Linked DNA regions of Mus musculus: regions 1 and 3 are each linked to region 2. The links are chromatin contacts, found by Hi-C or POLR2A ChIA-PET in ENCODE. All regions are on one chromosome and are shown on one strand. The core of a region is the stretch at or near the end of the contact, and the rest is flanking DNA. Distances in the headings are between cores, read along the strand shown.

The links. Hi-C counts contacts between places; a loop is a spot of excess contacts on that map. ChIA-PET counts read pairs that join two places held with the same protein, here RNA polymerase II (POLR2A).
Region 1: a loop to region 2 is called in a map of left cerebral cortex, with 20 times the contacts of the local background. The contact joins the enhancer-like site here to the promoter of Usp9x in region 2. A Hi-C loop is called at or near these places in 2 of 37 maps with a recorded cell type or tissue (both left cerebral cortex). POLR2A ChIA-PET finds 5 or more read pairs at or near these places in 3 of 5 experiments (Patski and embryonic stem cell).
Region 3: a loop to region 2 is called in a map of heart, with 9 times the contacts of the local background. The contact joins the promoter of Ddx3x here to the promoter of Usp9x in region 2. A Hi-C loop is called at or near these places in 1 of 37 maps with a recorded cell type or tissue (heart). POLR2A ChIA-PET finds 5 or more read pairs at or near these places in 1 of 5 experiments (embryonic stem cell).

Annotation. Positions count from the first base shown.
Region 1 is chrX:12,838,514-12,843,192 of GRCm38, forward strand. No RefSeq gene overlaps it. Among named protein-coding and RNA genes, the nearest start is that of Gm14634, 79 kb to the left of the region's middle. Within about 2 kb of position 1,843, at least 1 of the 3 ENCODE cell types and tissues checked has a DNase peak (open chromatin) inside an H3K27ac peak, as active enhancers do.
Region 2 is chrX:13,069,123-13,073,485 of GRCm38, forward strand. It overlaps Usp9x (ubiquitin specific peptidase 9, X chromosome), which reads left to right and starts at 2,376. Exons shown (of 45, transcript NM_009481.2): 1 at 2,376-2,611.
Region 3 is chrX:13,277,448-13,282,467 of GRCm38, forward strand. Ddx3x (DEAD box helicase 3, X-linked) reads left to right here and starts at 3,575. Exons shown (of 17, transcript NM_010028.3): 1 at 3,575-3,710. The coding sequence starts at 3,666.

The DNA.
Region 1 (4,679 bases), core at 593-3,092, 230 kb before region 2:
ATGGAATTTAGCTAAGGGAGCACTGCCTCCAAAATACCGGAGGTATGTGAACCAGGCCTCTTAGGGTTTTGGCAGAGAAGTATCTTGGCAGGTCAGGGCTAAGGTAATGCAAAGATCACACCACAAAACAGATTCACACAAGAGTTTGATTTGAGCTGGGCAGTGGTGGTGCATGCCTTTAATCCCAGCACTTGGGAGGCAGAGGCAGGCAGGAGGATTTCTGAGTTCGAGGCCAGCCTGGTCTACAGAGTGAGTTCCAGGACAGCCAGAGCTACACAGAGAAACCCTGACTTGAAAAACAAACAAATTTAGGATACTAGGGTGTAAATTTTTTTTCCAGATATTAGACCCTATTCCCAACAAGGAGACACCTCTGATATACAACCAGTCATTAATCCCTGATTCTCATTCCCAAAGAATACCTCTAACAAGATGACCCACCTGGAACAATTATTCAAAGAAAGAAAGAAAGAAAGAAAGAAAGAAAGAAAGAAAGAAAGAAAGAAAGAAAGACCACTGGTGTACTTAAAAATAATTCTAGCAATATGCAGTATCTTTGCTGTGTGAACCTCTTCCCTGCCTAAGGGACCAAAGTTACAGTCTCCTGTCTGTGTTTAAATTGTTTAAAGTGTAACCTGGAGCTAGGACTCAAAAAAGATTTAAGGATGACAATGTTCATGGACTGTATAATCCTAAAGTTTATAGAAACCTTCTGATGGGGGTCAGTTCTTATTTGGGCATTAACCCCAATTGGCTAACCGCTACTAAAGAGCTTTCATTCACCTCTAGTTTGAGGACTGATTTCTCACTGAGAAAGCATATCGCTTCTCTAACACTAGGACATGCCCTTTCCAAGAAGCCTTCTGTGACTACCTAACCCAGTCTCCACTGCATGTGCCAGGTCAGCATGGTTCTAACAGAAACCTGATACTGTAACTGCCCTCTCTTTACACATTTGATTCCCTGAACCTCTCTGTGAGGAACCATCTCTTTGTACCTGCAGGGCCTGGCTCAGCGACTGGAACTGTGTGTGTGTGTGTGTGTGTGTGTGTGTGTGTGTGTGTGTTTTCGAGAGCGGACCCCCCCACCCCATGCCCACGGGGAGGTGTGGTATGCCAGGGGGTGGGGCAGTTCTTATCTCAAACTTATTGTACTTAGTAACCCTTAATTAGAAAGTTTGGGGAGGGCTGGAGACATGGTTCAGTGGTTAAGAATATTACTTCTCTTACAGAGGACTGGAGTTCCTTTCCCCAACAACTACCAGTAGCTCCAGCTTAAAGGAGATCTGATGCCCTCTTCTGGCCTCTGAGAGCACCTGCACTTGGCGTTTACAGACATAATTGAAAGTGATTTAAAAAAAAAAAAGTGCCTAAGTGAGCATGTGACCAAATGGAATTATTCTGCCAACGGGCTAGACTGGTGGTGGTCTTGCAGGCAGACCCCCCCCCCATAAAGCCCTTTACAACATTTTCATTTCGTGTTATGTTTGTGCAAGCATCCACATGCTATCCTCAGACAAACCGATTCACTTTCCCCACACGGCCTTATTTGCATTTAAAAGCGAAGGCTGCAAAGGAGAATTCCTTTTGCCAAAGAGGAATTTCAAGCATCTGTTGCAGACCAGAGAGAAGAAAAGAACGAAAAAATTTTAAAGGGCTAGAAGCTGATTTACGCAGAGCTACTACCAAATCATCCTACAGAAGCAGGGAATTTTATTTTAGTCCTAAATAGCAAAGACAGCCAGCCTGAGTTCTTGGACGAAGTCCCTAAGGGAGCTGGGATTTGGAATGACAATGCCTGCAAAAGCTGGGGCGTTTAAGGAGCTGCAGCCCTGTTCCTGCTCCAGCTGAGTCTCCACCCCTTCCCCCTCCGTGTGAGCAATGGGCAGCTGCCAGCAGCATCCTGGATCCAGTCCAAGCAGCTTGCTGTCGGCAGCACAGGCCTGCGGGGCCGCAGGGTCCTCCCACCCTTTGCTTTTGGATGGGCATTATTAGCTAGAAAAATGCTCCGCGTTTTTCTTGTTCGTGTGGTGTAACCTGCTCGCCGCAGACGCGCAACCTTTCTCCAGTAATTACCTCCCACGCTTGGGAAAAATCTCAATCTCTCCCCCCACCCCCTTTTTCATTACAGCAGCCAATTCAGCAAACTAGTTTGTATCACCAAGGACAAAGAGACAGCCTTAACGATTGTAATGACGCGTTTCTTTCTTCCCACCATTTCTCCAGTGAAAGGGGCACGATGACCTCCAGTCTCACGGTTTCTGAAATCAAATGCACGGACTGATCTCCTTAGTCCGGTCTGAGAATCTGGTACTAAATTGATGGGCAGCTAGTGACCATGGTCGGTTTCTTGGAATGGAGGAAAGGTGTGCCCCAGGAATATCCCACCATCACCACCACCGTACCACCACCCCGCCTAACCACCACCCATTTGTAGCCAGCCTGCTAGGCAGGAAAGAGGATATTGGAAAGAGACATTGTAGCAAACAGACTATTGAAACAACAGACACTCTTAACATTGTAATTTCCCTAGGAACCTCATACTCAGAAAAGGGAAGGCTGAGAGCTGAAATGGAGACCAGGTTCTGTCTTGTCAGGTGACCTTGCTGGAGAGACTGAAGCAGTGGAGGATGGGAGTGGAAGCATGACGACACAAGAACAGAGGACAGATTTCTTTGTCCCTTTTCCCAAGGTGGTCAAGTTGACTAAAACTCCTTTTTCTGACCCTGCCCCGCTTTGAGACAGGGTCTCTGTACGTAGCCCTGCCTTTCCTGGAACTGTGTAGACCAGTCTTACCTAGGCTCCATGAACAGGAGGAGGAGGAAGAAGAAGAAAAAGGAAAATTTATACTTTGATAGACTTCATGGAAGCTCCTTAGCAACTGCTTTGGGGAGGGAAAATACATCAGCTGATTAAAGGGCTCATTATTCCACCTGTCTCTCTAGCATAGATCCAGTGAACCCGACTTCCTGAGGGGTGGTCCTTGGCCAGAGCACTGGATTATATAATAAGCAGGCCAACTGGATTAATTCAAGGGACAATGCCATGTCTCTACCCAGAGAGAGATTCCATTCTCCTGACCAAGAATAGTTTTCCTTTAATAGGCTTCCAATGTCACTATAAGTCACAAGGGGGAAAGTCACCCAAAGTTGTCCTCTGACCTCCATATGTGTGTCCCCTCACATATAAACATGAACACACGTCATACACATACATACAATTATTATTATTATTATTATTATTATTGGTTTTTCTGAGACAGGGTTTCTCTGTGTAACTCTGGCTGTCCTGGAACTCACTCTGTAGACCAGGCTGGCCTTGAACTCAGAAATCCGCCTGCCTCTGCCTCCCAAGTGCTGGGATTAAAGGCGTGCAACACCATGCCCGGCTCATACAATTATTTTTTAAGCCTGGATGTGGCCATATACACTTGACTTCAGTGCTGGGGGTGGGGGTGGGGATGGGTGGAGGATTACCAGGGCTTGGAGGTTCTCAGCCCAAATCTAGGCTCATTGAGAGAATATGTCTCAAGGAAATATGGCACATAGTGATGGAGGGGAATACCCTGTGTCCTCCTCTTACCTCCACACTCACATACACACATGTACAAGTGCTTGCACGAGCACGCACGCACGTACACACACACTTTTTAAAAAAATATTTATTTATTTATTTATTTATTTATTTATTATATGTGTGTGCACTGTAGCTGTCTTCAGACACTCCAGAAGAGGGCATCAGATTTTTGTTACAGATGGTTGTGGGCCACCATGTAGTTGCTGGGATTTGAACTCAGGACCTTTGGGAGAGCAGTCAGTGCTCTTAACCGCTGAGCCATCTCACCAGCCCCCCCCCCACACACACACACTTTTTAAAAGGAAGAAAATAACATTTTCCAGTGTTACTTGGGTGTGAATGTGTGAGCTCTTGAACATGGTACTGGATGTAGTTTTAGGTGTCTGCATGATTTGGTCCTTTGTGTAAACTTATATATCCATCACAATAAAAATAAATTGTTTAAATATTATTAATAAAATAATTTTCGCCTACATCAAAGTAAAGATTATAGGTCTTTTTGTGGAGTGCTTTGTCTAACATTCACAAAGCTCTAGGTTTGATTCTTAGCCCTGAATAAGTCAGGTATGCTGTTACACACTGTTATCCTAGCATTTAGGAGGTACAGGCCGGAAGATCAAGAGTTAAAGGCTAGCCTCAGCCACCCCAGGACTATATGGGAACCTGTCCCAAAATAATTAAAACCAGGGAGAATACTTGTTCTAGTGAAAATGACGTGGTCCAGAGTACCACATTCTGGCTGGCCACTTATCTGCTGAGGTAGAACCTAGTTGCTTTTAGTTTTAGGTTATTATAGATGGGTGCTATGAACATTTCTGTATGGGCTTTGCATGGGCGGGAACCTTCTTTCTTCTAGGATAAATACCAGGAGTTTGATTGGCAGGTTACACTGTATAATTTTTTTTAATTATATGTATTTGTCTGTTTATTTCGGGCTAAAGAGATGCAGGGTTCCCTGGTGCAGGGTAAGCCTCCAGTTTACCACTGAGCCACATCCGTAACCCACTGATATGAGCTTTCAAGAAACTAAGAAACTCTTTTTTTTTTTTTTTTTCTTCCGAGACAGGGTTTCTCTGTGCAGTCCTGGCTGTCCTGGAACTCACT
Region 2 (4,363 bases), core at 1,126-3,625:
TAAAAAACATTCTGTAGGTTGTCTAAAAAGAGTTAGATTGTTATTTTAAATTGACACATAGTAATCATATTTATAGGGTATAATGTGATAGCTTTTTTGTGAGAGGATGAATGGAGGTAGACAAATCTCTAGCCTTAGTCTTGTTAAAAATCATGTATTAGTTTTATTGTTTTTTTTTTTTATATTGGGTTACCTAAGGTTTTCCCTGAGTAAGATTATGTTATTTGTGAGGAAAGTTTTAATTGTTCCTTTCTTATCTGGGTATCTTTCATTTCTTCTCCTTCTCTGACTAGAACCTCAAGTATAATGCTGAATAGAATTGGCTACTGTGGACATTTCTGTTAAGGATGCACTTTAGATATGGCTAAAAGAGCTACATGTGCTTACCAGGCTTGTTGATCTTAAACTGATGATTTAACCGTTTTGTTTTCCTATCTAAAGTCAAGGCTAGAAATACCTATCCGTCTGTTTCAGAGGGTTCTGAGGATTAAATAAACCCACCATACCATGTACTTAGCAAATTAAGAGTGTTACATGGTTGGTAGGCTCTCTCTGGAGGCTCCATAAGCAAGGGAAAGCATGCACGGAAGTAATTATATAAATAAGATTGCATGTGGTAAGAGTTATAAGGACTATAAATAATGTGTTTAGGGTAAGCTATTAGTTTTGTGGTGAAAACAGTCTTGTGCTGTATAGAGAAATGGTTTCAAAAAATTACACCGGCAACATGCTGTCCCCTAAATTCTTTGGGATTCCATTTAATATTCCTTTATTAGAAATGACTGTGTTGGGCTGGAGAGATGGCTCAGCGGTTAAGAGCACTGATTGCTCTTCCAAAGCTCCTGAGTTCAATCCCCAGCAACCACACCGTGGCTCACAGCCATCTGTAATGGGTTCCAATTTCTTCTTCTGCTGTGTCTGAAGACAGGTACAGTGTACTCACATACATGAAATAAATAGAAAAAAATTTTTTAAAGAAATGACTGCTTATAGCATAAGTTCATCTATTCTATATGAAATGTAATTAACTTTATAGTATTTTATAATGATTTTTAAAGATTTGCTGCCAACAGGCATTTTTAAGTCAAAATGAAATATCGATCAGTAATTGTATTCATTTTCTCTTCATTTGTGAATTTTAGGTAAATTATAGAATCGTTTCAAACCTACAACGTTTGAGATTGCTCTGTTAAGTTCTTCCTCCGCAGCTTATAGTTCGGAGTCTCAATATGCAGAAAATAGTCCCTGACATAGCGGATGGGTTCATAAGTCCCTCCCAGGTTCTCACACTGAATGGTGTTGATGATATGGCAATAGAAGTTCATTTTGCTACATTTAGTATTACTGAGTAGCTAAGGTGTCTAGGACGGTGTATAATTTTTTGTCTTTACTGTTGTAAGGATTCCGGTGTCCAAAATGTTCTCAGTCCCAGTCACTATGCCTTTAAGACTGACGAAATGCTTTTAGGTACTGATGCTGCAGGATCGTGTGAATGAGCTGCTTAAAGCGCCTCCCTCAAAGTGGAGTGGGAAGCAGCTCCCCCCACCCCCCGCGACCCCGCTCTGGAGTTCAAGCCACACCTTCCCCCTATCGGCTGGGTGCAGGTGGCCAAACCCTCAGGACCTGGCACCACTGCTCTGTGGCTTGTCCTATCCTCGTGTCACGTGACATGGGTCAGCTGCGCAGTCGAGACCCTCAAGCAAGGCGGGTGCAAACGCCTAGCACCGGGACCCAGGAATCTAGTCTTTCCGTCACCCCCCCCCCCCACTCCCCAACCAATCCTCCGAACCATCCCGGAAAAGGGGGAGGCCGGTGACGTCACCATCCGGGCACTGGATGGTGGGGCCATGGTTCACAATGGAACAAAAACAAGCAGCCCTAGTCAAACTAGCGACGCGGCTGCAGCTTGCGTGCTTATTAACCCTTTCCTGTCCACATCCCTGCCATTCCCGACAGTCAGTCCCTTTGCCCAGGCCGCATGCCGGATCTCTCCCTTCCCCCCACTCCACCCTCCTCTTTGGAGTGGTCCGAGTCCTTCGTCAGCTCTCGGTTCGGTCCCCTACGGTTTGTAAGGGTCTCTGGCTCCCTCGCATGACCCCCTGCAGTGGCCGTCCGGAAGCGATGGTACGATCTTTCCCTAGCATTGTCTTCCCCTCCCCCACCCAGCTCGCAGTGTTCCAGGCGACGGGGCCTTGTCTGGGCCCCCTAGTGGCCCACAGCGCTCTTCCTTTCTTTCCCTCAACAGCCTGAGGTGGACAGGGAGAGGGGGCAGCTGGCCCAGAGGGGGGCTGGGCAAGGGGAGGGGCCGGGCCGGGCGCTGAGGGCGGGGCTTGGAGGGGGAGGGCCCTGATGGGGGCGGAGAAGCGCTGAGCCTTGGGCGGTGCTGAGACTAGTGGGAGTCTGCGCTGCCGCTGCTGTTGCTGCCGCCGTCGCCGCCGCCTCCGACACTGCCACCGCCACCGCCACCACCACCGGCCGTGCGGGTTTTCTTTCTTTTTCTTTCTGTCTTTTCTTTTCTTTCTTGATTTGTTGGGTTCGCCATATTGACGAGGCTGTGGTACCCAAGGCTGCGGAAGCTAGAGTCCGCCGGTGGCGGAGCCGCAAGCTCTCGGTAAACGGCCCATTGGGGCCCTCCTCCCTGTCCCAGCGAACCCCCTCCCTGCCTGCACCGGCTCCCAGGCCTCGCGGGAGTCGGCCGCCGCCGCCTCGCCCTCCAGGGAGGCGGCCGCCTTTACCGCCCCAGGGCTTGGGGTGGGTGACGGGAGTGAGGACAGGAGCGGTAGCTAAGCGAGCAGGCCTGGAGTGGGGGGACAGAGGCGGCGACTAGGGGAAGGTGAAACTGCCGCTGCAGGAGGAGGAGCAGGAGGAGGTGACGCAGGAGAAACGCACCGCCCGGAGCTTGTCTGAGCTCAGCGCCCGAGCCTGAGGGGAGAAGGGGGAAGAGGGCTGCGGCCGGCCGAGAGGGAGGCGGCGGCCGTGGTCACCGCTGCCCTAGGGCGGCCAGGGTGAGGGCCAGACCCCTGGTCGGTACGCGTCGCGCGTCGCGAGCCCGCCCGCCATCCGCAGCCTCTCATATTTTTGTCCCTCGCCAGCCCCCGGCTTGGGATGCTCCCAGGTTAGGCCCGGTCCCGGGATCGAGCTTTTGCATCTCGTCTCCCGCCTCCGCGTGGCCCGCTTCGTAGGAGACTCCCGGGTTGTGTTTGGTGAGTACCGAGCCCGGCGGCGCCCAGGGCCTCCGGCTGGCTGGAGGGCTGGGGAGGACGGCGCGAGGGGGTGTGTGTGCGTAAGCGGTCCTCCCTTGGGGGCCTGGCTGCCGGGGTTGGGGGTCGCCCCGAGCCCCGGCCGTCGCGGGCGCGCGCGAGCCTCCGTGGTGCGCGCGGCCGGCGTCCCGCGAGCGTGTGTCCGTGTCCGTGAGTGAGCGTGGCGCTGTGTGTGCGTGTGTGTTTTGGACTGGCAGGGAAAATGGCTGACGGCTCCGGCCCTCCCCCTTCCTCCCCCTTCCCTGCCTGACGGGAGTGGAGAGGAGGAGGAGGAGGAGAAGGAGGAGGATGGAGACTCCGGCGCGCCGTGCCGCCCCTCCACCCGCGCGGGAGGTCGGTCGGGAGCGCGCGGGGGCGCGGGCACGGCGCGGGCGGGGGCGGGGACGGTTGGTTCGCGCGCCCCTTAACCCGGCGGCGGACGCCCTCGGCCTGTTCCACTTGACACCGAACGCCATTACTGAGGTGGAGTGATTTGGAGCGGGAGCGCTAGGCCCCGGCGACGCCTGGCTATCAGGCCCGCGGACGAGTTGGCCTCCTCGCCGCCCTCCCGCGATAACCCGCAGTCGCTCAGCGGCCCAGTGCCCTGAGAAGGCCGAGCCGGTTATCGCTCCCCCACACCTCCCTCGCCCCCTCCGGCTGCTCACGGTGGGCCAAAGGCCCGGAAGGATGTTTTGATGCCGAAATCGCTTCCAAGCGACAGTAGACCGACCACCTTTGTATTTTTAGCTGTTCCTGAAGGAGGAGGAAAAAACGAAGACGAAGAAAGGAAATACTAGTATGTGCAAGTTTGTAACTGATAAAACCTTGAGATGCTGGTGATGTGAGGCTGCAGGCTTGATAAATGGCTTGTTTTTCATTCATTGTGAAATATTTAAGTTAAACAGGTGCGAAGCTGGGGGTTTTGTTTCTGTTTGGATTTCTTCAGAGACTGGAAGATAAGATTTTTAGATACGACGTGCTTAAATTATTTTGAAAGTTCTGTAGTTAACACCGTTAATTGAATTTTCACAGCCACAGTTTACAGGTGTGTGTAATTGCCACAGAGGGTCGTTGATTGTAAATGAAGGAATTGTGGGGTTTTGGTAATATTTTTGTTTCTGTTA
Region 3 (5,020 bases), core at 2,325-4,824, 210 kb after region 2:
TTGCTTTAATACAGGCTGTTAACTTAAAATGCCTGTGAAGGTAGGAACGTGAGTAGGAAAAAAGTCTGGTTTCAGTAATTTCTGACCATTTTTAGCCTATTACTCTTATTTGAATGACCCCATATATTTCATTATATTCAAATATAAGCATATATTTGAATGCTTAGCCATCAGGGAGTAGAAGTCTTTGATAGGATTAGAAGGATAAGGAGGTGTGGCCTTGTTGAAGGAAGTGTGTAACTCTGTGTCCATTTGAGGTTTCAAAAGTCAAGCCCAGGGCTGGAGAGATGGCTCAGTGGTTAAGAGCAGTGACTATTCTTCCAAAGGTCCTGAGTTCAAATCCCAGCAACCACATGGTAGCTCACAATCTTCCATAACAAGATCTGACTCCCTCTTCTGAAGTGTCTGAAGACAGCTACAGTGTATTTAAATATAATAAATAAAGAAATAATAAAAAAAGTCAACCCCAGTTCTTTCCCTGCTGCCTTCAGATCATAACATCATAACGCAGAGCTCTCAGCTTCTCCAGCACCATGCCTGCCTCTGCGCCGCCATGCTGCCTACCATGATGATAATGGATTAAGCCTCTGAAACTTTAAGCCAGCCCCAATTAAATGCATTCTTTTATAAAAGTTGCCGTGGTCATAGTGTTTCTTCACAGCAATAGAACACTAAGAAAGCTACTTACAGTAAAAGATGTAAATTGCTCCTTAATAGACCAGTCATTGGGGGGGGGGGGAGGTTTAGCTGCTCTAAGCCTGCACACTATTCCTTTTCAGAGTGAATACGTTGGAAGACGAATCTTTTTTGTTTTTCCATTTTTTTGTACATTTAAAAAAGATTTTTTAAAATTTATTTATGTGTGTACGTATGTTTATGTCTACAGGTGCCTATGGAGGCCAAAACGGTATCAGATCCCCTGGCGCCAGTTACAGGAGGTTGTAAACAGCCTGAGGTGGGTGCTGGAAATGTAACTTGGGTCCTTTGAAAGAACAGTGCATGGCTTTTAACCACTAAGCCATTTTTCCAACACTGAATTTCCTGTACGTTTGGTATTTCAACAATAACTTATTAACAAAACACCCTAGTCATTTGAATTAAGTATACGAAGCAGGGCTAATTGAAAATAGGAACCTGCTGCATATTTGATGGGGGCAGGGATTCCCCCTGACAGTGCCCTGTGGATATAGTCTACATAAGTAAAACAGCCCAGAAGCAGGTTGTCAGTTAACCTCCCCGTGGCAAGCAATTGGAGTGATGCTCAGAATCTCCAGCTCTTGAACAACAGACTCCTATTTGTCTAGATTTATGTGAAAAGGAATCTAAAACAAAACTAAAAACATATCTCACTACTGTGCTTTGTGAATCCTCAAATCTCATAGCAGAAAGGAACCCATCTTAGTTTCTTTGGATTTGCTGCGACAAAACACCATGGTCAAAGCAACGTATAAAATAAAGCATTCAGTTGGGTTTATGCTTTCAGAGGCTTAGAATATATGATGGCAGGACAGCTGAGAGCTCACATCTTGAACCACTAGCAGAAGGTGGGGACACACACACACACACACACAAAGAGGACTGGGATCCAGGAGTCTTTTGAGACTTCAAAACTCACTTCCAGTGACACACCTCCTTCAACAAGGCCATACGTCCTAATTCTCCCTAGACAGTTCTAGCAACTCAGGACCAAGTATTCAAACCTGAATGGGGGAGTGGGAGGGTGTGTGTCTGTGTGCGCGCGCTCGCGCGGGCGCACGCGCCTGCTTGTGCGCAAGCGCGCATGCATACGTGCGCTGGCTCATTCTTCAAACCACCACAGGACGATAGGAATCCTTGGGTCTAATGGTTTTCAAAGGGGCACTATGGAAATATGTGCATCTGAGGGTGCTAATACTGCTGAGGACTACTGGTATGTGGTCAACAGAGCCAGGCGTGCTAGATCAATTCCATATATGAGAGAATTGGTCCACTGGATACCCATGTAGACACAAAACCACATCATCATCTAGGTTGGCTTCAAATGTAGCTGCCATCATTAACTGAAAAGCAACATTCAATTGTTACACAAAATGAATAGTAAAAACAACAGGGGTTTGAAGTCTAGTGGTCTCTTTTATAGAGGAGGAAAATTGAGAACAAAAGCCGAAAAGCAACTTGCCTAGGGATTGTTTTATTGTTTCCGTATCTCTTTAAAAGTTCAGTTTCAATTTTACAAACTGGAAAAGTAGAAGAGTTTGTACAGTAAACTATGTGATGAGAAGTAATTGTTTGAATTCTGGCAGCAGAAGGCCCCTGGTGGGGGGGTTGGGTTTGGGGTTGAGGTGGGGGGGGTGCTGAGTCCTGTGTTTTATTTGTGAAACTGAGGGTCAGAAAGGAGTATCTTTTAGGTAACTTGTGTGCTGCCATTGCCTAAAAGCTGAGGGCTCAATATATTCTTTTGGTTTTGTTGTTTAAGGGTATGTGTTTTTGAAGCTGAGTCTTGGGGGGTGGTCCGCCTAGAAGCGGGGTCCACCAGAATCGGCCCGTTTGATGACAGACCCCTTTTTCCTCCATATTCTGTCTAGTGGAGAGAGAGGCCTGAGGCAAGTTATCTCGGTCAGGGAGACACAGGTTGTGTCCAGTCACACATTCTCGCCTCCCTGGGGTCCCTTACTGTGCCAACAGCCACAGGCTGGTGCCAGGAATGCCACGCGGAAGGACACAGGGGCCTACAATAAGTGACTCTTTCACAAACGAGAGAGGCTCCGGGTCCCGGGAGGGTCCTGGATTGCCGGCTCTAGATTCGCGTGAGATAGTTTTATTGTTCCTTCAGAGTGGGGCTGTGGGAGTGATGCTATCTATAGGCAACGGCGATCTGAAGCCTACAGCAACCCGCACATCCCCTACAGTCCCTGCTCAGATGGACTCGGGTCACCATGCAGCCTTCCACCTTTCTGCTTCTCATTTCTAGTTCCCTTCCCCCTTTCTCCTCCCCGCCCTCCCGCAGTTTTCCCGTCCCTCCCTCCCATTCCCAGCACTAGTCAAGCGAGTTTCCCTTCTTCACAAGATGGCCACCTTGCTGGACACCCACGGTCACGTGATCCCACTGCCCTCCACGCAGAGCCAGGGCTCATTAGTTAGGCCAGACAAAGCCCACTGCATCATCTCCACGCCCGGGGACGGAGAGGAAGGGACGAGTGCTAGAAAGAAGGACGAAAACTGGGTACACAGGGGAGGAGCAGCCAATCAACCTAGTTTAAAGCTTAGGGCCTTAAGGCTAGAGGACGGTCAGCAATCATTTCTCGCGAGATCTCGAGAAAACAGTAAGATTAGGGGACCGGTGGAGACCAGGGGATAGCAAACCCAGGAGAACCAGAACCACATATACCCAAGGCTTCTTTATGAGCCGACGAGGACGCGGGTAACTGGACTGATTAGGAAATCTCACGGGACTCAGCCGAGCAACGCACCGTAAGCAGGCAGAGCTCCTAACGGCAGTGGCCGGCCGCCCGGGAGAGGAGGGCACACGTCTTACGTGCTGACGTAGCAGTCCTCCGAGTCGGTATATAAGGTCGGTGGCCGCGCGGTGCGCTTCAAAGCCGCAGTTCTCCCGTGAGAGGGCCTTTGCGGTAGAGGCAGCCTTTGCTCAGCAGCGGAAGACTCCGATTTCTCGGTACTCTTCAGGGATGAGTCATGTGGCAGTGGAAAATGCGCTCGGGCTGGACCAGCAGGTGAGCCTGAGCCGCGGGGGTCGCTGCATCACTTTGCCCCCTGCCCTAGCCTGCCTTGTGGCGCAGCTCTTTAAGTTCTGCTTTTTGCCTTCCCGTCTCCCTGGACGGCTCGGGCCGGCGGGTGGCCAGTGGCTAGGGGCTCTGGAGGGACTGGATGCTTGCGGGGGGAGTGCTAGAGCCGGTGATTCCTCCGGCTCGGCTCGGTGCGCGGTATTGTCCCTGGCCCGAGCACAATGGCGGCTTTTGTGTCTGTGCGCAGGCGAGCGGAGGGGGAGGGGGCGCGCGCATTCGGGCGCACGCGCGTCCCCTGGTTGATTAGTGACCCGCAGGTGGGGATCGGGGCGGTCGGGGGGGGGAGATTGCCCCGCGTGGCGTGGCGGGGCCCGGGTGGATGGTTTTGGCCCCGGATTTCCGGGGCTTTGGGCTTCCATGGCCCCAGTGGCTGTGGTTTGGAAATTAGGGAGCTGGCGGCGGCGCGCGGGCTGGCCGAGTGGCCCCGCGGCGCTGGAATGTGGGAGGGGGCGCCGCGGGAGGGGGGCTGGCCTCTGCGCGGGCTAATGGCGGCGGCCTCCTTTGTGTGGCGCAGGCCGGCGGTGCTGCGCGGTCGCCCCCCCACCCCCATCCCCATCCCCCCGGGTCTGCCCGCCAGCGGGTTCGCCTGCAAGCCAGCTGGGTTGCTTCGGCCCCGCCGGCCCGGTGCGTCGCGGCAGGGGAGGCCGCGGTTCCCGAGTGGAAAGTTTTGTGACGCAGAAATTTCAGGGCGGATTGGGCGGGGGGAGGAGGGGGAGGGAGGCCAGGGCCGCTGCGTGCGCACTTGCGCCGGGCTTGGCGGTGACGCGAGCCACCCGGCGCGGCCCTTGCTCAGCCTTAGGCTCCAGGAAACGACCGCGCGGCCCGAGCCGGGCACGCCCGCCCTTTACCTGGGCGCAAGGGAGGACCACGCGCCTTGCGAGTGATGGCCCACTCTGGGATCCTCTAGAGGCAAAATGCCCAGAATATGGCAACAGATAACTTGTTGCTGCCATCGAAGTAAAATTGGGAGATTGGTCAGGCCTGGTTTCTGATTACTTAATCGAGACTCCATTTCTAGATTTAGAGGCCAAGGAGATGAGGGTCTGGTGCCTTCTGCCTGACCTATGACCTGCTACAGTAAATCTTCCATGTTGTGACACATTGTAACTTAAGGGACACTGGTAACATTTTCCATTCTAAATGATACTTATACTAAAATGATACTATTGTTGAACTATATTGGAAATTATATTTCCAAGAGCCTTTCATAAGTTGGTAGTGGATTTAACTTCGAAAGC